2 separate regions of the Mus musculus genome follow, and region 2 is linked to region 1. A link is a loop called in an ENCODE intact Hi-C map of the cell type or tissue named here. Cell type or tissue: heart. All regions are shown on one strand. Links, peaks and the distances in the headings refer to the core of each region. The heading gives the core; the rest is flanking DNA. Region 1 overlaps Prdm2 (PR domain containing 2, with ZNF domain). Region 2 holds the start of Pramel12 (PRAME like 12).

Region 1 (10,094 bases), core at 1,215-9,214:
CAGATTAGCTCATCAGAGTGCCAAAAGGTGTTTGTGATGGTTGTTTTAGCTCATGAATGGATTGTCAAAGTAGGGATTTTGGTTAAGTTTAGCTGACTCAAGAAAACATATGAGACATTGGTTCAAAAACAGTAAAGTGGTAGATTTTAGCTATTTTTGGAGGAACAAAGTAAACAGTGTCTGGTTCTTTAATTTTTTCATTTCTTTTTATAGATTTATTTATTTTATATATGTGAATACACTGTTGCAGTCTTCAGACACAGCAGAAGAGGGCATCAGGTCCCATTACAGATGGTTGCGAGTCACTATGTGGTTGCTGGGAATTGAACTCAGCTTGAATACTTTGAAATAATGAGAGTTCTGTAGACAGTGAAACAAAGTGTTAGAGTTTTTCTGCTGTGAACAGACACCATGACCAAGGCAACACATACAAGGACATTTAACTGGGGCTGGTTTACAGGTTCAGATGTTCAGTCCATTATCATCAAGGCAGGAACATGGCAGCATCCAGGCAGGCATGGTGCAGGCAGAGCTGAGAGTTCTATATCTTCATCTGAAGGTTGCTAGCAGAAATCTGGCTTGCAGGCAGCTAGGATGAGAGAGTCTTATAGCCCACACCCATAGTGACACACCTAATTCACAAGGCCACACCTTCTAATAGTGCCACTCCCTAGGCTGAGCATATACAAACCATCACATTCCACTCCCTGGCCCCCATAGGCTTGTTCATACACTTGAGTCTAAGAGGGCCAAAGCTAAACAGCACAATGCAAAATACATTTAGTCCAACTTCAAAAGTCTCCATAGTCTATAGCAGTCTCAACAATGTTAAAAGTTCAAAGTTCAAAGTCTCTTCTGAGATTTGTTCAATCACTTAACTGTAATCCCCAAAGCAAGACAGGAAACCAACTGGGCAAACTTCAAACTTTGAATCTTTAAGGCTGATGTCAAAGCAGCCTTCAGATTTCCAACTCCTTTTTTACTTTTGTTGACTGCAGCAAACTTCTTTCTCCTGGGCTGGTTCCACTCCCTGTTAGCAGCTTTCTTCAGCAGATAGCCCACAGCTCTGGCATCTCAAAAATCTTTGGGTCTCCAAGGCAACTTAAGTGTTACATCTTGTTTCAGTGTCTGGGATCCACATATGATCTTCTGTGCCTTCTCCAAAGGGCTAGCATCACTTCTCCAGCTCTGCCCTTTGTAGCACTCTAAGCTCAGGTTGATCCACTCCACTGCTGTTGCTGTTCTTGGTGATCATCTCATGGTGCTGAGACCTCCAATACGCTGGGGTCTTCTGCTGCAGCTAGGCTTCACCAATAGCCTCTCATAGGCTTTCTTCATGATTCCAAGTCTCAACTCCTTGCATGACCCCCTTTAGTCCTGGGCCATTAACTGCTACTGAAGCTGTACCTTCACCATGGCCTTCCCTGGCCTCTCACAGTGCCTAGCCTCAGCTGCTCTTCATGACCCCTTCATGCCTTCAAAACCAGTACCATTTGGGTGACTCTTACACAATACCAAGTTCAGCTGTACTATGAAAAACAACCTTGACTATCTCTAGAACACAGCTTCTTTGAGCTCTCAGAAATAGTTCCCAGAAGATTTCCCAGAAGACCAGAGATGCTGTGTTCTCTCTCTCTCTCTCTCTCTCTCTCTCTCTCTCTCTCTCTCTCTCTCTCTCTCTCTCTCTCTCTCTCTCTCTTGTTTTTGTTTTGAGACAGGGTTTCTCTGTGTAGTCCTGGCTGTCCTGGAACTCTCTCTGTAGACCAGGCTGGCCTCGATTCAGAAATCCACCTGCCTCTGCTTCCCAAGTGCTGGGATTAAAGGCATGTGCCACCATTGACTGGTACTGGTCTCTTCTTAATCACCACTAATTTTTTAGCTGCAGCTAACCAGCTTCAATTGTCCCAGTATTCCTTTCTATTCTGGACTCTCAAGCCAGAGCCATGTGTCCAAAGCTGCCAAATTCTGCTGCTTGCAGGGGTTGGAACATGGCCCCCTTGTTCTATTACATTATCACCAGCTTTCTGTTTTCCAACTCCTTTACTACCTAAGCTTGGCTGCCCTGGAACTTTCTCTGTACATGACTTTGAACTTGGAGATCTTCATGTCTGTCTCCTAAACACTGGGATTAAAGTTGTAGTCCACCAAACCTGGATTTAAGTTTGTGTTTTGTTTTTTTATTCTCGCATAGAGCTTGCTCTGTTCAGTCTATTCTTGAACTCAGAGATCTATTTGTCTTTGCCTCCTGGTGTTGAAGGTTTGTACTACCATGCCTGAACCTAAAATTAGCTGGGTGGGCTCTTGCCCCAAGGAAGGCTGCTAGCAGAATACTGGCTTCCAGGCAGCTAGGATGAGAGAGGGTCTTAAAGCTCACACCCACAATGACACACCTACTCCAATGGGGCCACACTTTCTAATAATGCCACTCCATGGACCAAGCATATACAAACCATCACACTGTCTAAACTGAACATTTCTGTTTGAATTTCTGCTTTAAAACAAAAATAAGGACTGAGTGTTGTGTACACACTTTTAATGCCAGAGCTTGGGAGGTAGAGCACAGGTGGATCTCTTAAATTCAAAGCTAGCCTGGTCTACTAGAGTTCCCAGGCTAGTCCAGGTTACATAGTTGAGTGAGACCCTGTCTCAAAAAGCCAAAACAAACAGCAAACAAAACCTCTAGGACCAAACTCTTCCATAGCCCCAGTATGCTGCACACGAGGAAGCCAGCACCATGGCAGTATTCTATCAGCTGATCTGCCTACTCAGTCACATCCTTGGAGACAGAGCTCTGGCTCTCATTTGTCTCCTAGGCTTGGGCAGTTACTTTGGTCTTTGATAACTTTTCAGTTCTGAGGAGACTCAGTTTGGCCTTCCTTTTGATTAGATTCCACTTATGCCTTTGGGCATCCAAGACGGGCTCTGTCCTCTGCGTGGTCTCAGGAGGCAGGGGCTGTCCATCTGACTCATTATAAAGACTCTTCCTCCATCTGTGGCTGATAGCTGTTTATGGGCAGAGGCTTTGACAGGAAGCAAATGTTCTGATACTTCTCACACTCACCCAAGGACAGTAGGTCCACTGGGGAGCCTTGTCTGGATCAATCTGTGTTGATGATTGCAATATGGGTTATTTTAATTGCCTCATTCCCACTCATTCTACACTAAGCAAAAACATTCCCTTTTGTGTGTCTCTTCCTGTGATCATCGGTGTCAGCATGTGGGTTTAGATGGGCTTTACTTGAACTTTCTGAACAGATGGGTTCCTGACAATGAAAGACAACTATTAGCTACCTTCCCAGTTCTGTTTAGGCCTCACTTTTCTACTCAAAATATTTCTTCAGGATGTTGCAGGTGTAGTTATATGATGGTGTGACTGTGAAGAATTTAATGTTTTAGGAGCATAATTCATGGAAGGTATTCTTAGGATTTCTGTAACTAGAAGTTGCGATATACACTCTTGATGTGTTTTCAGAGGCCTGCGCTACTTTGATGACTCTGCATTGAGAATGCTATCTTAGGCTCTGAGCTCAGAGCTTTAAAATACTTAACATAGTGGTTGTGTGCATGGATAAAGGTGCACAACGTTCCTGCTTAACTTGTGCTTGGAATCTAAAACGTATGCTGCTAGCTCTCATGCCATTTGCTTAGTAGCACTTTACATTTCTCATTCAATGAAATTTCATGGGCAAAATGGTCTCATGTTTTCTCTTTTGCTTTGTTGGCATGAGGCTTGGGACTAGCTGTAAGAATCTATTGATGGCCGGGCGGTGGTGGCACACGCCTTTAATCCCAGCACTTGGGAGGCAGAGGGAGTCTGGTCTACAGAGTGAGTTCCAGGACAGGCAGAGCAACACAAGAGAAACCCTACCTCGAAAAAAATAAAAAAGAATCTGTTGATGGAGGCTGAGCACTAGGCCCAGATCAGCCGGTGCGTGCATTCCTGCGAGCCTCTGTGACAAGCTGCCAGGTTGTCCTGCTTGTCCGGAGCGCCCTGCCTTGGCCTTGCCAGCCAAGGAATTTTCTGCTAGCCCTGGCCGCGGCTCCGCCTTCTGCCCCGCCTACGTCGTAGGGTCCGCCTCCTCCCCGCGCGCGCCCTGGCCCCGCCTCCCTCCGCGCGTGCCCGCGGCGGCGGCGCCCTCCCGACAGCTGTTTGCGGTCGGCGCGCCGCTCTTGCCCGCTGTCGTGCCGCCCCCGCCAACAACCGCGTTTCTGATTGGTCTGCCCCTTGTCTCTTCTCTTTGGTAGCCAATCGCGCCTGGCGAGGAGCTCCTGGTCTGGTACAATGGGGAAGACAACCCCGAGATAGCAGCTGCGATTGAGGAAGAGCGAGCCAGCGCCCGGAGCAAGCGGAGCTCCCCGAAGAGCCGGAGAGGTAGGAATCGCCGCCGCCGCCGCCGGGCCCGGGCCGCACCCGCGCCGGCCTAAGTAAGGGTCGAGGTCCGGGCGTTGCCCGTAGCGTCGCGGTGACCTTTTCCGGGCTCTGCCCGCCGTCTCCACCCGGCCCGCTGCTGAATCACGGCAATCCCAGCGCGTTCGGGCTGTTTGCGAACTTGTGCCTGAGCGCCCGCGCGGCGGGAAGTGCGCGTGCGGCCGCCGAGTGCGGGCCCGGCCCTGCTCCCGGAATAGGGCTGGCCGCGCCGCGAGGGAGGGCCGCCTGCGCCTTCCGGCCCGGCTGACAGCGCAGGACGCGGCAGAGGAGGGAGACGGGAAGGGAGAACCGGACCTGGGAGAGACAAAGATGGGGTGCACCGGGAACCGAGGGAGGTAGGCTGCCGCACAGAATGTGTTGGGCTTTGTGGAAGTTTAGGAGGCTTGCCGTCCCCTCAGATCTGTGTTAAAGATGTTTTGAACAGAAGCTAGAGTGTAGTCAGTCACTTATAAAAGGGAGGGGATAATTTGTGGGTAGGAAAATAGTTTGGCTATATCATATTTCCAGCTGGCATGCCGATACGTCGCTGGAATATTTTTACGAAAAACTTTTAATGTGAATTTGGGGATCTTTTATTTGAGTCTACTTTGAATACAGGCCAAGGCACGATGTGGTGGTCGCTTTTGATAAGAACTTTGGGTTTTTTTTGTTTTGTTTTTTGTTTTTTGCTCTCCCCTTGGATCTTGGTAAATCTGAACAAGCCTTTTCTTTTCCCAGACATTGTATTTTGTGGGAGTGAGGCTATAAATAAAAGCATAAACATGGTTTTGGAAAACTCTCAAGCCATATTTGATGAGCTCATTGTGACTTTTCAATTACATATCCTTTGCATTTCACAGCAAAGTGAAATAGGCTCACCCAAGGGAAGGCTGGTGGGTCGCTTGCTGAATACATTTTTTCTGTTTATTGACGGTGATTTAGTTGTTGTTTTAGGTCAGTAAATACTTTGATTCTGGGTCAGAAGATAAGAAAGAGTCCAGAAAATTCCAGCCCTCTCTCAAGTGTTTTAACTCTACATTGAGGTTTTGTTGGGCCAAGGCTCAGCATTTTGATTCCACGCCATTATTTGCCTTGTTTCTGTACTTAATGTATATTTGTAAGCAAGAGTCATGCTACCAGCCTTCCTAGAGAAGGTATGACTTGTGGAGGCTGAAAACTAGGGGATATGGGGACTTTCTTAACTGTGCAGCTATACTTAATTCTGACATTTTATCAGATCTGTAATTTGATGGTAGTCATACTTGGCTTTGTGTAAACTTTGGTGTGTGTATTCAGAACTGTTTCATTATTTTTATTGTTATTATTATTATTAGTCCTTACTGTGGAAATTCAATTCAGTGTGGAGGAAAAACCTGAAAATAATCTTTTTGTTTTATTAGTGATACACAAATGTACACATTTTGTGGCAAGATTGCTGGTTTTATATTGTTTGGTGCCCTTTTTTTCTTTTCTTTTGTCTGTCTGTCTGTTGGTTTTGTTTTTGTTTTTTTGAGTCAGGGTTTCTCTGTGTGGTCCTGCCTGTCCTGGGACTCATTCTGTAAACCAGGCTTGAACTCACAGAGCTCTGCCTGCCTCTGCCTCCAGAGTGCCGTGATTAAAGGCCATGGACCACCACCACTTGGCAGTAATTATATTTCTTTCTGCCCCATTATTTTGATAAAGAGTCTGAGTAGCAGACAGCTCACTGAGTCTTTGTTGAGCTTTAATGAAAAGACTCGTGTGGAGTTCATTCTTAGAACATATAGCCTCTCTTCTCTAGGCAGCTTATCTCAGAAAAGGCCTGTTTGCTGTCTGTGACCTTGAGTTTGGAGAACTTAATGAATCAAGCCTTTTAAATTATGCTGTGAAATCTAACTTAACAGCTTGTAAGATCTGAAGGCAGAACTTTTTATATTGTATAACTTTAGACATTTTAAATAATAGTATCAGAGAGAATAAAAGTAAATTGATTCATAGACAGTGTGGACTATTTCTGAAAGCCAGATGTTGGGAATCTACAGCTGTCTAGTAGATTGATATTTGGCATAACCTTGTACTTTGGAAACAAAGGACTGAGTTCTTCACGGTTCTGGACCTTAGCTCCTTTGCATGGCAGCTGTGTGTTGCCAAGAGGGACCTTTCAGAACTCATCATCAGATTGTTGGTGGATCATAAGGACTTTTGGGTGTATTAGGTAGTTAGAAGCCCTGGTTCCTGTGTCTGCTACCTGCCTCCTACCTACCTACCTACCTACCTACCTTTCTACTTTCCTTCCCTGCTCCCTCCCTTTCCCTCTCTCTTTTTGTTTGTTTCTTTCTCTCATTAATGTTTGTTAAGTCCTGCCATGTGCTGGACTTTCTGGCCATTTGTGTAGTTCCTTGGGTAACCTAGACTTGGGGGAAATGGGCACACCAGGAAGGCAGTGATCAGTGTTTGAGGGGTTGGCTGGCCCTCAGCCAACACTCAGACAATGTATAAAGGAAGAACAGTACATAGTGCTTTGAGATGGCAGTTCATATTGTACCTGACCAAGGAGCATGCAGTGTTTCCCGTGGTTGCAGGTGTACATGCACTAGGCATTTTTCACTGGAACTCTGCTTTCTATTTCTGCTGAATCGTATGCATGTCTGAGCAGCCTCTGTAAGCTTGAATGTCAGAAGTGGCTTGGTTTGGACAGGTTAAAGCTTTCAGGTAGAAAAGTGGAAGGTTTAGTGTTGAAGGTCTCCAGCTATTTAAGTATGAGTTGTATAGATTATAATGGAACAGAAAAGGCCACATTGAGAATTTTTATTTCCTTCTTGATTTCTGTCTCCTACTCATGACTGAGAAATGCAATTGAGTTTGCTAACCATAAGTAATAACTGTTAATGAATCTTTCTTTGCTTGTTTAGTGGCACTGGAGATGAGACTCGGGTCTTGTGGTGCTAATAAGCAAGCGCTGCGGCACTGCACTAAACCCAGTTGTGGGGAGTGCGGCTTTGGAACTTCACTGCAGTCGCAGTGTGTGTACAGAGATACCTACCTGAAGGAGGAGCATCAGTGGCATTGCACAGATGGGTTTGCTGGAAGGAATGGGAGACGTGAGGTACCTAGGGCTCACTCTCCCTGGTGTGGGACTGTGGCCCAGTCTGACACTGTTCTGAGGTGCACTTTTCCAGCTTTAACAGTGGGTGATTGTGAAGCCACATGAGCTCTAGCTGTAGCTTCATCTTTAACCTCTTGGTCACTGAGGAACACGTGGGATGACAAAAGGGGGAGGGTGTTTTCTGAAAATTGAAGACACTTGGAAACTAGATTCTTTTTTGGTTTTTGAGACAGGGTTTCTCTACATAGCCCTGGCTGTCCTGGAGCTCACTTTGTAGACCAGGCTGGCCTCGAACTCAGAAATCCGCCTGCCTCTGCCTCCCGAGTGCTGGGATTAAAGGCGTGCGCCAACCATGCCGGGCTGGAAACTAGATTCTAATGTGGCTTGTGGGTTTCTTGTTGAGGACTTACTGAGCTGGTGGCTCCTCCAGCCAGTGAATGTTTATGACCACCTAGAGCTCTACCTAAGTGCTGGATTCTTCCCTGTTTTCTTCACTAGGTTCAGCCTCACTCCCATTCACCCTTATTAGTAGCTATCTAACCCACTGACCTCCCATTTCAGGCAGGTTAGGAGAGAAGAGTTATTTATAGGAGCAAGAAGTCCCTTGGCTCTGAGAGCTGGGTGGTTGAAGACTTAAGTTTATAGCCTTTAATGGGCTGCACAGGATTATGTTCATTAAGGTTCTGTCCTGTCTGAGAATATCAGCTAGTTACCTGGTGACTTTCAACTAACATACAACATTTAAATTACAGTCAACCTTAAGAAGGAATTGCTTCGTCTGTCTCTGCATGGAATTGTTCAAAGGAATACTCTTGGTGTAATGAAGAGCACTGACGTGTTTTGAAATTGAGCATACTTGACATTCTTCCCCAGAGGTGCTGAGCAGCTCAGGCCAGGTTAGAACAGCTGAAAAGTTTCACATGCAGAGAACGCAGTCCAGGTAGGGGCGGGGGCAGATGAGATAAGGTTTCTGCTCTCACAGGGTCCGATGGCCAAGGGCTCATAACATCTGTGTGGGGTGTGGCACAATTCCTGTCAGGGCCTTCCTTCACCTGTGTCATAAGTGACATGAAGTTCCAGGGGGCTGAGGGCTCCAGGCAGAGAAGAGGCATATGATCTAGACAAGCTTATACTCCATGCATGTGAGAATTTCTTGAACTGAGAAACTCAGCTCTATACATGGCTATATTGGCCTCTTTTCTGCAAGGTACCATGTTTGCATTGGTTGGGGAGATTCAGGAGCTGGCTAAATTAGGCATTAAATGCCAGCCCTGTGAAGTTCCTCGTCTACATAATTGCAATCAAGTGCAAGCCATACTAAGTGTCTCTCCTTGTTCATGTGGGTCAGCAGGGGCCCCTTGAGGCTTCCTGGTTGTCATGAGAAGGATCTTGAGAAAGAGCAATGAATGAATTTTCCCTGTGAGGGATATATGGCATCAAAGAAGACTGTTAGGCTTGTTGGAAATGTGTAGAAGGAAAGGTGTGCAGGTGGTGGGTGCCCAGCCTCCTGAAGAGAGTTGCAGACTGCTGAGCCCCCCCACCAGTGTTCTCACTCATCTTGCATCTCTGGAGTGTTTTGTCCTAGCTCCAGATGAAGAATGGGCACTTCTCAGGCGAGCGTCAAGAGCATGTTTGAGATTGGTGATCTGCTGAAGGATATCAACTTAGTATGGGTTGGGAGATGGTTTGGGCTGGGGAGGTGGCCATGCTTTTGTAAATGCAGTGGGCAGCAGTACAGGATTTGAAGTTAGCTATTCAAAAGTACACTTTATAAAAGCAGAGAACAGGCTGGCTTACATGAAACGATCACTTGGTCTCTTCTAGCAGCTGGCAGCTCTGTTGCATATTCCTGACTGGAGCTGAGTGATCGAGGCCTGATGGTGGTAGGCAGTTCTTAGGTAGACTTAACTGGGCCCTCACCTCTTGACAGGTGTGGAGCCAGACGCAATGTGTTCCTGTGCTTGTGGCCTCAGACTTGTTAAGTCAGGCTGTGTGGCAGGCAAAGTGTATAGTGAGTCTTAACAGCGGTGTCTCCTGAAGCCCTAGCTGCCATCCATCTGAGAGATGCCTTCATCGAGCAGTGCATGTCCTGCCCACCTTTCCTGCTGTGGGCTGTGTCTATGCTCAGGATGGTTTCAGTTAAGCTTTTCACCAGGAGGGAGAAAACTTGTGTTACTTTTTCTGTTTACTTGAGCCATCACTGAGGGGCTCCAGATTTGGGCTAAATGTTGGAAACTGTTTCTGTGCCTTTGATTCTTAATTATGTGTAGCCTTGTTCACAGAAAAATTGTGTGGATTAGCCAGAATTTTATAAAATGTTCTTCACAAACATTTCTTTATGTTTGTGTGCTTGTGTCTGTGCCTGTGCACATGGCCAGAGGCAGAGTAGGGTAAAGATCATAACAATGTGGGTTCTGGGAATTAAACTCAGTTTGTCAGGCTTGGGAACAAGTACCTTTCTTTGTCTGCTGAGCCATCTCACTTGCCAGCCTAGAATCCTAATATAAAAAAACTATTTGAGACATCTGATGGAGTGTGTTAGGAACTCTTGACATGTGCTGCCGTGTATTCTGTCTAAAAGGGAATTGGAAGCTATGACTT
Region 2 (10,094 bases), core at 1,163-9,162, 250 kb before region 1:
TAAATGATGCTTTGCCTCCCCTGGTACAATCTCTGTCCTTATTTAAAGTTCTTCACCCCTGCCTCTCATCTACAATGGTTTTAACACATTTCTACCCATTTCTACTCAGGCCCTACCTGGCCTCAAAAGAGTCTTTCACATGTGGGAATTCAGAAGACACAGAACTGCTAAGCCCAGAGGTCCCCTGGAGACCTGTGCAAGTGTGGTCCTCTTCAGTTCTGGGCCCACTATTCAAACCTATCACCTTATCTTAGACAGAATCCCAAGGAGGAATACACAACACATGCTTACTACATCTGACCTACCAAGTTGGTCTTCTAGTAAGGCTGCTCTCTCTACATCTCCTACCCAGCCTCTGCTTAATGAGTGGTCATGGAACAAACTGAGCTCTCAATTCAGTTAAAATGGAAATAAGACCCTACACTGGATGTTGTAATGACTCCATCACTGTGACTCCACAGTGGGTGACAGACCTCAGCTGCCCACTACTCTCTAAAATGTAACAAAGGAAGGTTTGTTATGGTAACAGAAACAGCTCTCCATCCTTCCTTACCTGAACAACTGTTTCATGTGCTCACTGGAAAAGTAGATGCCATTCATGGAGAGATGCTGGAGAGAGTTGAGTTTGGAGAACTGAGAGACAAACTTGGTGATACACTTCTGGATGTCCGAGGAGGTATTTAGAACCTTGAAGGTGTTCTTGTGAATCCGTGTTAAAAGGAGTTTTTGAAGGTTTCTCATCTGGTCCAGGTAAGATGCAAAATGCACCAGAGTGGACAGGCTCCAACCTGTATTTAGTTCCAATTCTTGGATGCTGTCTGGCTGGAACACCATCAAGACCTTCCTGACAGTGTACACAGGCAAAGCCCAAATCTGCATCTTCACACAGCATAGCCGTATGGAACTTCTTCTCTGCTGGGCCCACTGTAACAAGTATGCTTGGTGTTCATTCAAATGGAACCTGAGGCACAGGTCAGTGACCACCTTCAAACGTCGCCTCAGTGCATATTGATGAAGGCGCTTTGCTATCTGCTTTTCACACACAGTCTCTGCTGAGTGGTCTCCATCCTCTGGTCCAACCCAAACATCCCAGAAGTCATGGTACACATTCCTCAGGTCCAGCACTTGGAGCTTCCTCCTTCTGTGAGTGAAAAAAGGTAGAAGTGTCAGGAAATACAAAAGACCAAACAATGGCCAGCTTTTCTTCTGTATCTCTGACGCTGCCTGTTCCCTGCTGTCTTATGTATGTTTGTGGTATCCAGATAGCACCTCATGCCTCCAGAAGAGGACTCTTAAGTATTAACTTCATCTGGAGACCTGCCCTGCTTCCTCCATTCAGTTACTCTTGACTTCTGCCTCTTCCACTTCTAGTACCTCTCCAAGAGCCAAGGAAAGACTGATCCCACTGTGGCGTCAGCTGCTTTAAGCTATACTGGCTAGGGCTTCTGCAGTCTTCAAAATGACACCCCCAGAAGCTTCTGATCTACCTTTGACCCACTCTCCCCTACTCTAGATGTCCCTCCCCTGTACCCTAGTATCCCCCTACCTGGGTCTTGCTTACCTGGGAAGAACCTTCTGTGTCCAAAGCATGTCTACTCCATCCAGCACAGCCTGCAAGATCTCCAGGTGGGGAGTCTTCATCAGGGTCCCCAGAGGGAGGAAGGGAAAGGGCCACACTGCCACCATGGCCCTCAGGACATTAGTTTGTCTGTGATTGAAGGCTTCCTTGAAGAGCAGTGGGAAAAGCGCCCTGGGAAGGTACTGCAGAGAAGAAATGGCCAGGGCCTCGTCCCTCAGTAGTCTCTGTACTGACAGCTGCAGGAGTGTGGGTGGGTCCTGGACACTCATCCTTCAGATCTTCAGTGTCAAGGATCCTGGTGAAGCATACAGGAGGCTACGTCATAAGAAACCCTACACCTTAGTTACTGTTCTATTACTGTGATGAGATGCCAGGATGAAGACAACTTAAACCATTTAACTGGGGACCTGCTTACAGTTTCAGAGTGCTAATCCATAATCATCATGGTAGGTAGGCATGGCACTAGAGCTGTAGCTGAGAGCTTATATCTCACCCTCAAGCACGTAAGAAAACAAGGGCCTGGCAGGGACTTCTGAAACCGCGAAGCCTACCCCTACTGACATACTTTCTCCAACAAGGCCACATCTCCTAATTCTTCTTAACCAGTCCAGCAAACGATCACATCACGTAACACAAGCATCTCATGGGCCATACCTTCCCAACTGTCCTACTTACAACTAGCCACTGTTCCTCCAAATTCGATTTCTACTGGGAAGGAGTATCCAGCAACCTAAGAGCTCAACTCCATCCTTTTACAGCAATGGGGACACTGATCATCTCTCAAGATGCTCATGGGAAGGCCAATGGAATGTTTCATGGCAAACCTTCCCATATTCTGCTTGCTTTAGTTGTTTTGTTTTTTAATGTGCACTGGTGTTTTGCCTGTATGTATGTCTGTTTAAGATCCTAGAGCAATAGATACTTGTGAGCTGCCATGTAGGTGCTGGGCATTGAACCCGGGTCCTTTAGAAGAGCAGTCGGTGCTCTTAACCACTAAGCCATCACTCCAGCCCCTAATATTTTTTTTTTAGATTTATTTATTTTACTTTATGCCTGCATGCACCAGCCCCTAATATTTTTTTAGATTTATTTCTTTTACTTCCATGCACTTATGTGCACCACATGTGTGCCTGTTGAATCCCGTGAAACTGGTACTATGTTACAGATGGTACTGAGCCATCATGCAAGTACTGGGACTTGAGCCTGGGTCCTCTGCAAGGGCTATTAGGTGCTCTTAACTGCTGAGCCATTTCTCCAGCCCCCAATATTTTGCTTTTGATGAACTGAACCTCCCTGGGAAAGACTATGGGAGATCTGTGAGCTGTGGGTGATCATTACCTGTTACTTTCAAAGCTTTAGAGCTTGATGTGGGATTCTCAGCTATATCGTACTATTCTAGACACTGGGGCAGGAGGCCACTAAACGCATACCAGCCTTCAGTGTCTTGCATGTAAAAGAAGCTTTCACAAGCAGTTCTTAAGTCATGTACATATCTGTCTTTAGAGTGTCTAGGAGACTAACCTTGAGATGAAGACCTTGATGCACAGAGAATACACAGAAGAGGATTTCCCATGTTGTTTTAGAGTCTAGGGGAAGAAATAGATGGAAAAACAAAACAAAACAAAAACAAAAAAAAATAAACCTTCCAGCTATAAACTTTTTTGCTTACTTTTTTTAAAAAAATTTATTTTATGTATATTAATGCTCTATCTGCATGTATACCTGCGTGCCAGAAGAGGGCATCAGATCTCATTACGGATGGTTGTAAGCCACCATTATTTGGTTGCTGGGAATTGAACTCGGGACCTCTGGAAGAGTGGCCAGTGGTTTACCTGCTGAGCCATCTCTCCAGCCCTTTCATCTACTTTTTGAAAGTTAAAAAAAAAAGTCTTGCTTGTGCTACAAGCTATGAAGTCAGAGCTGCCCTTGGTGGAACTCATTATATGTAGCCCAGGCTTGCCTGCAAACTCACCTTCTCCCTGCCTATATTTAAGAATGGATTGTGTGTTTTGGCTACAATGCCTGGCTAGTGGGCTCTACTTTGAAAATACTTTATTGAGCCTCCCCAGCACTCTGGAAGAAAAGAGGTAGAAGAGATCCGGGTGAGTTTAGTCTTAGTCAGTACAGAGATTCTGATCAGTCCAAGTTGTGAGTCTCAAAACAAACAAACAAGGAACTAGAAATGTGAGTGAGCAGTTAAGAGTACTGGCTGCTCTTCCAGAGGCCCTGAGTTTGGTTCCCAGCACCCACATGGTGGGTGGGCCATCTGAAACTTCAATACCAGATCTGCCCTCTTCTGGCCACCCAGGACAGCAGACATAGACATGGTGCATACACATATACAGGCAAAACACCCATACACAAATAAAATTTTTAAAAAAAACAGATTCAAAATAATTTTGAGGTGAGGTTGTTTGGGTTTGATCCCAGGGCCTGGCCCAAACTAGACAAGCACTCTGCCAGTAGGCTGCATTCCTAACTCATTTGTTTCATTTTATGTAAACAAGGTCACCCCAGTCTAGCCCAGAACTGGAGATCACGCTTCATTGTGTTTCTAGGGCTGGAATGCCAGAAAGAAGTAAGCAGCCCACCTGGCTTCTTTTTATTTTAATTTGGATCAAGGTCAAGTTAAATTATCCAGGCTAAACCAACTACATTCCTATAGCTTCAGTCCTCAGACGAGATGGGACTTGTAGTCCTGTGCCATAAAACCTCTTCAATCCCAACGCCAAGGAAGCAGCAGAGGCAGGCAGGTCTCTGTGAGTTTGAGGCCAGCCTGGTCTTCAATGCTAGTTCCAGGACAGCAGGGGGTACAAAAGAAACCCTGTCTCTGAAAAATTTAAAAAAAAAAAACAAAAACAAAAAGTGAAAGAAAGAAAACAAATCTCAATTTAGATCTCAAATTTCAAAACATTAACTTTTGTAAAATTTAAGGAATTTCAAGCTAATCAATCAAATGTAGAGTTAGAAGGTCAGGGGTTCAACTGAGACCAGCCCAAGCTTAACGAGACTCTGTCTTTAAGAAATTTTAAAGTCAGTGGGCAACACTAGCTAGACATGGTAGTGCATGCCTTAAAACCAAAGCCTTAAAACCAAATACTCAAGAAGCAGATGCAAATGGATCTCTGTGCATTCCAGGTCACCCAGGGCTACAGAGAAACTCTGCCTAAAAAAAAAAAAAAAAAAAAAAAGTAAGAATGTAAATGAATAAAATCCAAACTCTAAGAAGATGGAATTAAAAGGATCAGATAAGACTATGTCTTCAAAATAAAATGAAATGAAAATTTTAAAATGTGAAGTCAGATATGATGAGACTACATGTGAATTCTACCATATTCTGCATGTGACTCTGTCTCTAAAAAGAAAAATTAAAATAAGCCTTAAATATTGAATCATTAATTCAACATTCAGAGGGGTGAGGCAGTCTGAAGCCAACCTGAGCTAGACTAAGGCCCCATCTAAAAAAACAAAAACAAAAACAAAAAACAAAGAAAAAATTTAACTTGACACAAACCAAGGTATAATTCTAGATATTCCATTAACTTTCAGCTTGTAGTTCCAGCTTGGGGAGGCAGATGCAGAACTGCCAGGTAATTTAAAAGCACTCTTGGCTGATCTGCGTTCTAGGTGGGCCTGGGCAGCAAAGTAAGGTCATGCCTCAAATAAAATAAAATAATAAATGAAACCAGCAAATTAAGGTCGAAGATGATGGCAACCATCACTATTAGTAAACTCAATGCCTGCGATCTGTTCCTGGGAAGAGAAGAAATCAGAGTTCCTTTGGCATCTTGGGTCAAGTGGCCCTCAATCAAAACTGTGCCCTTCTGGAGGTGACTGACTTACCAGAAACAAGAACTGATGGCAGAACTCAGAATCCCAGCAGGCCCAGGCAGTCAGTCCAAGCTCGGACTCCAAGTGCTGGTGAGTGTCTTCCCGAGCTTCTCTAAAGCTTTTATAGCCATCTTCACTTCAAACTTCCGGCCTGAGGCGTTTTCATCCGTCTCGCACTTCCGGCCTGCAGCGTTTTCATCCGTATCTGTCTCGCACTTCCGGCCTGAAGTGTTTTAGCCGTATCCGGTCCCACACTTCCGGGTTCCGTTTTATACTTCCGGCCTGAAGCGGTTTTTATTTTTTTGTTTTTCGGCGGTTTGTTTTTTGTTTTTTGTTTTCTTTTTGGTCGCCCCTCCCCCGGCTCGGTCCGCGTATTCTGTCTCACATTTCCGGTTTGTAGTCCCGCCTGTCAACCACAAGCCGTCCTCTGATTGGATGACTGAGTTTCCGCCACGTCTGGGCGTTTTCTGTTTCTGTATTGATTGACAACATAGTCTCCGTGGAAAAGGAAAAAAAAAAAAGAAAGAAAGAAAAAAACAGCCGGGAAAACCGCGCACATCCGCGGAGAGGCAGATGCAGGCGGATCTCTGGGGAGGTAAAGCCAAATTCACGGAGATGAGGGAAAAAAATCCTGAAAGCCGCGGAAGCGGTTCACGCCCTTAATCCCAGAACTCCTGTGAGCGATTCAGGCGGATCCCTGTGACGTCCGGAGCAGCCTGCTCTACGTAGAGCTCCAATACAGCCAGGACTACATAGTGAAACTCTGACTCAAAAAATAATAATTTAAAAAAAAAAACTGAGATTCCGTGAAAGTCAAAAGCCGATGCGTTAATTCACTTCATTCAATTTGTTTTCTGTATTTGCTTTACTTATTTATTTTCTTGTTAATTCACTTGGTTCTGCATTTCTTTCATGAATGAAAAAATAATAAACTAAGGACATGGCTGCTTCTAAGTATGGTGGAGGAGGAGGTTTATTGTAGGGGAAAAGGGAAGCATAGGCAGACAGCTGGGGGAGTTCAGAGTGGACATAACCCCTGAGCCATAAGACCCGGGTGCTGTGGCCAAAAGGTAAAAAGGGGGCAGGTAACTAAAATGGCTGGGTTATATAGAGAAGGGCAACACAAGCTGGAGAATTTGGGGTAGAAGGTGGAGTGTGCCAGCCATACCCTGTAACAAGGGGTACTGGGAGAACGTGGCAGCCTGGTCCACATTGATATGTTAAATAGGCACCTCAGCCATTTATTTGAGACTTAGAGTTTCAGAGGTGGAATCTTGCTCAGTACCTAAGGTTGATTTGGAACTCCAACTCTTAGCCAGTCTCCAGTCTCCACCTTCCTCTGGGGTTGAGCCAAGAGGAAGTTGTGAGCCAACATACCTGGCGGAATTGTATTCATTTGTGGCCCACTTAGTTCTAAGTATGAGTCACTGGGGATAGGAGTTTTAATCTGTGCCTGACGAATAGACATTTCTTAAAGCTGATATTATTATTGGCAAAGTTACGAATATGTTCTGGATCAGGGCCTGAGCTGGATGCTCTCTACCAGTCATCTGCTGTGGCATCTTCTCAGAAGGCAGGAAGATGTTCCCATTAATACTGCAGTAAGTGGCCTGGGAAGAAAGCTCAGTTTATAGAACAGTTGCTGCCCAGTATTCTCAAAGGTGCACTGTCCAGCAAGCACTGCATGCACCAGACAGACACTGTGGGGCATACTTGTAATCTCAGAACTAAAAAGTTAAGAGTTAGGAGGATCAGTTCAAAGTCATTTTTCCCCAAGCTTCATTGCCGGCCCAGGCTATATAGACCCTTACTCTCAAACGATGAAGAAACTTGCCTTTGAGAACAAAGGTTTTCCACATTAGGTTTTCCAGAAGGTAGAAGATGCTTCAGAAAGTGTCAGCCAGCACACTGGCTAGAGAACATGCAATAGAGAGTGGGGGCTGTGGGGTGGGTGAAATGGCTCATAGGTAAGGAGACCTGCCACAGCACTAGACTATTGGGTTCAGTCACACACTTAAGTGCTGGAAGAAGAAAACTGACTCTTGGGCTTGCCCTCTGACCTCCACATACACCCACAGACATACAGAAAATACACATACTTTTTTTTAAAAAATGAAAAGGAAGGTAAAGCCAGAGTGATAGCTCAAGCTTATATCTCAGCACTCAGGAGGCTGAAGAAAGCTTGCTACAAGTTTTGGGTCTAGCCTGGACAACATACTAAAACTCAGTTTCTAGTAAACAGCTAACACTGGAAGCAGGACCTCAGTGCCACAGGGTATCTTGCCATCAGACCTGAGGGCTTAGGTGATAATAACCTAGAAGCTCTGGAGTTAGGAGCTGTGGCAGCCTGGGATATCAGAGAGCAAGCACACAGTAGAGAAAGGCAGTACCTCTCTGGCAGTGTGGTTGGTAGCACCTGAAAGTTTTGGTTTTGTTTGTTTGTTTGTTTTGCTTTGTTTTAATATAGAGTCTCTTTACATAATCCTGCCTGTTCTGGAGCTCACTGTGTACTGACTTTGAAAACTCACAGAGGAGCTGGAGAGATGGCTCAGTGGTTAAGAGCACTGACTGCTCTTCTGAAGGTCCTGAGTTCAAATTCCAGCGATCACATGGTGGCTCACAACCATCTATAATGGGATCTGATGCCCTCTTCTGATGTGTCTGAAGACAGCTACAGTGTACTTGCATATATAAATAAATCTTAAAGAAAAAAAGAAAAGAATACTCACAGAGATCTGCCTGCCTGCCTATCCCCACTAGGTGCTGGAACTTATGTCATGTACCACCACACCCAGATTTCTTTTTAGATGAGACACAGGTCACACCCTGTAACCTTCATGGGCCTAGAATTTTCTATATAGACCAGGCCTTTCTCATACTCAAGCTGCTTGTCTTGCTTCTGTTGTCCTTGCCGTTTAAGAGTTGAGGCAGGGGACTGGAGAGATGGCTCAGTGGTTAAGAGCAATGACTGCTCTTCTGAAAGTCCTGAGTTCAAATTCCAGCAACCACATGGTGGCTCACAACCGTCTGTAATGGGATCCGATGCCCTCTTCTGGTGTGTCTGAAGACAGCTACACTGTACTTACATAGAATAAAAATAAATCTTTGGGCTGGAGCAAGCAGGAGTTGAGGCAGGAACATTGCAAATTGAGGCAAAGACCAAGTCCACAGCAGCCTAGGCAACTGAGAAAAATCTTGCAACACCAAAAAGGTACAAAAGGGCTGGGGACAGAGCTGCAGCCAAGGGGCTAGTGTAGTACACACTTAGCTTTAATTCAGTCCATAGGACAGAAGAAAAAAAAATCATTATCAAGTGCATGAGACAACAGTCCAAAGGGGCTAAGGTCATTATTATTCCAAACTGTAAATGACACTCAGAACCTCTGAGATGTCCTCACAGGCTGTGGACGAAGCCCAGGGCCCCACACACAGACAGCAAGCACTCTAGTGCTGACCTAGCTCCCACCCTCTGCTCCATTTCACGCTCTTAAGGTTTCTTAGTTGGCCTGGAACTTAATATCCTACTATCTAGGTTGGAGAGATACCTCAGCAGCCATCTGAGCTGGATCCCTAGAATATAGACAGGTAAAGGTGGAAGGGAGGAAAGAATCAACCACACACACACTATTGTCTTCAGAAGACACAGGTCTTCTGACCTCTACCTGTGTATCACAGTTTGTAAGCACCCCCACCACACATAATACGTATATAGCACTAGTACCACCACCAATAATAATGATGATGATAAAAATAATCTAAGACACAACCTAGCCAGGCACAGTGGCTCAGTTCTTTAAACTCTGCACTCAGGAGATAGAGGCAGGATGATCTCTGTGAATTCAAGGACATAAACAAAATCCAGGACAGCCAGAACTACATTGAAAGATAATGATAAAATACATATATATATATACATACATACTCGAGTAAAATTAGTTTTTAAAAATCCATTAAGCAGGTCATGATGCTATCACCTTTAGTCCCAGTACTCCAAAGGCAGGAGCAGGCCAATTAGTATGTGTTTGAGACCAGCCTACAGTTTCAGGCTAAACAGAGTCATATGTTGAGACCCTCTCTCAAAGCGGGGGGAAAAAGCTCCCTAAATAAACTGGGCTTTGAGGCTCACTCTTGTAGTCCCAGCATTTTGGGAGCCTGAAGCATAAGAATTGCCATGAATTCATGGGCTAGCTTGGGCTACATAATGAATTTCAAACCAACCTAGGCTACATACAGCAAGGCCCCGACTCAAAGCAGAAGTTGTCCTCTGACAAGTATGCTATGGCACAGGTGTGCCCACATACATACACACACTAACACACATGAAATAAATGTAAGAGAGAGAGTACGGAAGGGAAGTAAATCTCTGAATTTGTGGAATAATCCCAAAAATGGTCCACTGCCCTTCATCGTAGTCTCAGTCCAATATCTTTCCTTCATTAAAAGCTGGTCAGTTTGACACACCCAAACCTCCAAATATTATTATTGTCTGGCTTCTCAAGAAAGCCTGACTCCCTACCCGCCCAGTCTCTTGATCAACATTCCAGCCTTCCTGGACCCTGACAACTGCACCCCAGTTCAGCAGGAAATAGTTACAGAAGAGACTATCGACCCCTACCCCATTATCACCAACAAGTATCTGGGTGGAAACTCAAACATTCAATCTGATGACCGCTTGTGTTTAGAA

Evidence for each region. A loop is a pair of places that touch in the nucleus more often than their neighbours do. Peaks named below come from ENCODE experiments on the same cell type or tissue, not always from the same donor. Only the 100,000 strongest peaks of a DNase experiment are listed, where the experiment ranks them.
Region 2: it touches region 1 in a loop (3-fold over the local background); 3 of 42 quality-filtered maps call a loop at or near these places.

The regions. Positions count from the first base shown.
Region 1 is chr4:143,156,334-143,166,427 of GRCm38, reverse strand. It overlaps Prdm2 (PR domain containing 2, with ZNF domain), which reads left to right. Exons shown (of 10, transcript NM_001081355.3): 6 at 4,246-4,372. Among named protein-coding and RNA genes, the nearest start is that of Mir7021, 25 kb to the right of the region's middle. In heart, for the core only: no CTCF peak of the experiment used is centred there; a DNase peak (open chromatin) is centred at 4,227; H3K4me3 peaks cover 2,312 bases; H3K27ac peaks cover 1,529 bases.
Region 2 is chr4:143,408,420-143,418,513 of GRCm38, reverse strand. Pramel12 (PRAME like 12) reads right to left here and starts at 6,088. Exons shown (of 5, transcript NM_172877.3): 1 at 5,423-6,088; 2 at 3,101-3,165; 3 at 1,562-1,874; 4 at 554-1,141. The coding sequence starts at 1,848. In heart, for the core only: no CTCF peak of the experiment used is centred there; a DNase peak (open chromatin) is centred at 5,763; H3K4me3 peaks cover 1,762 bases; H3K27ac peaks cover 1,768 bases.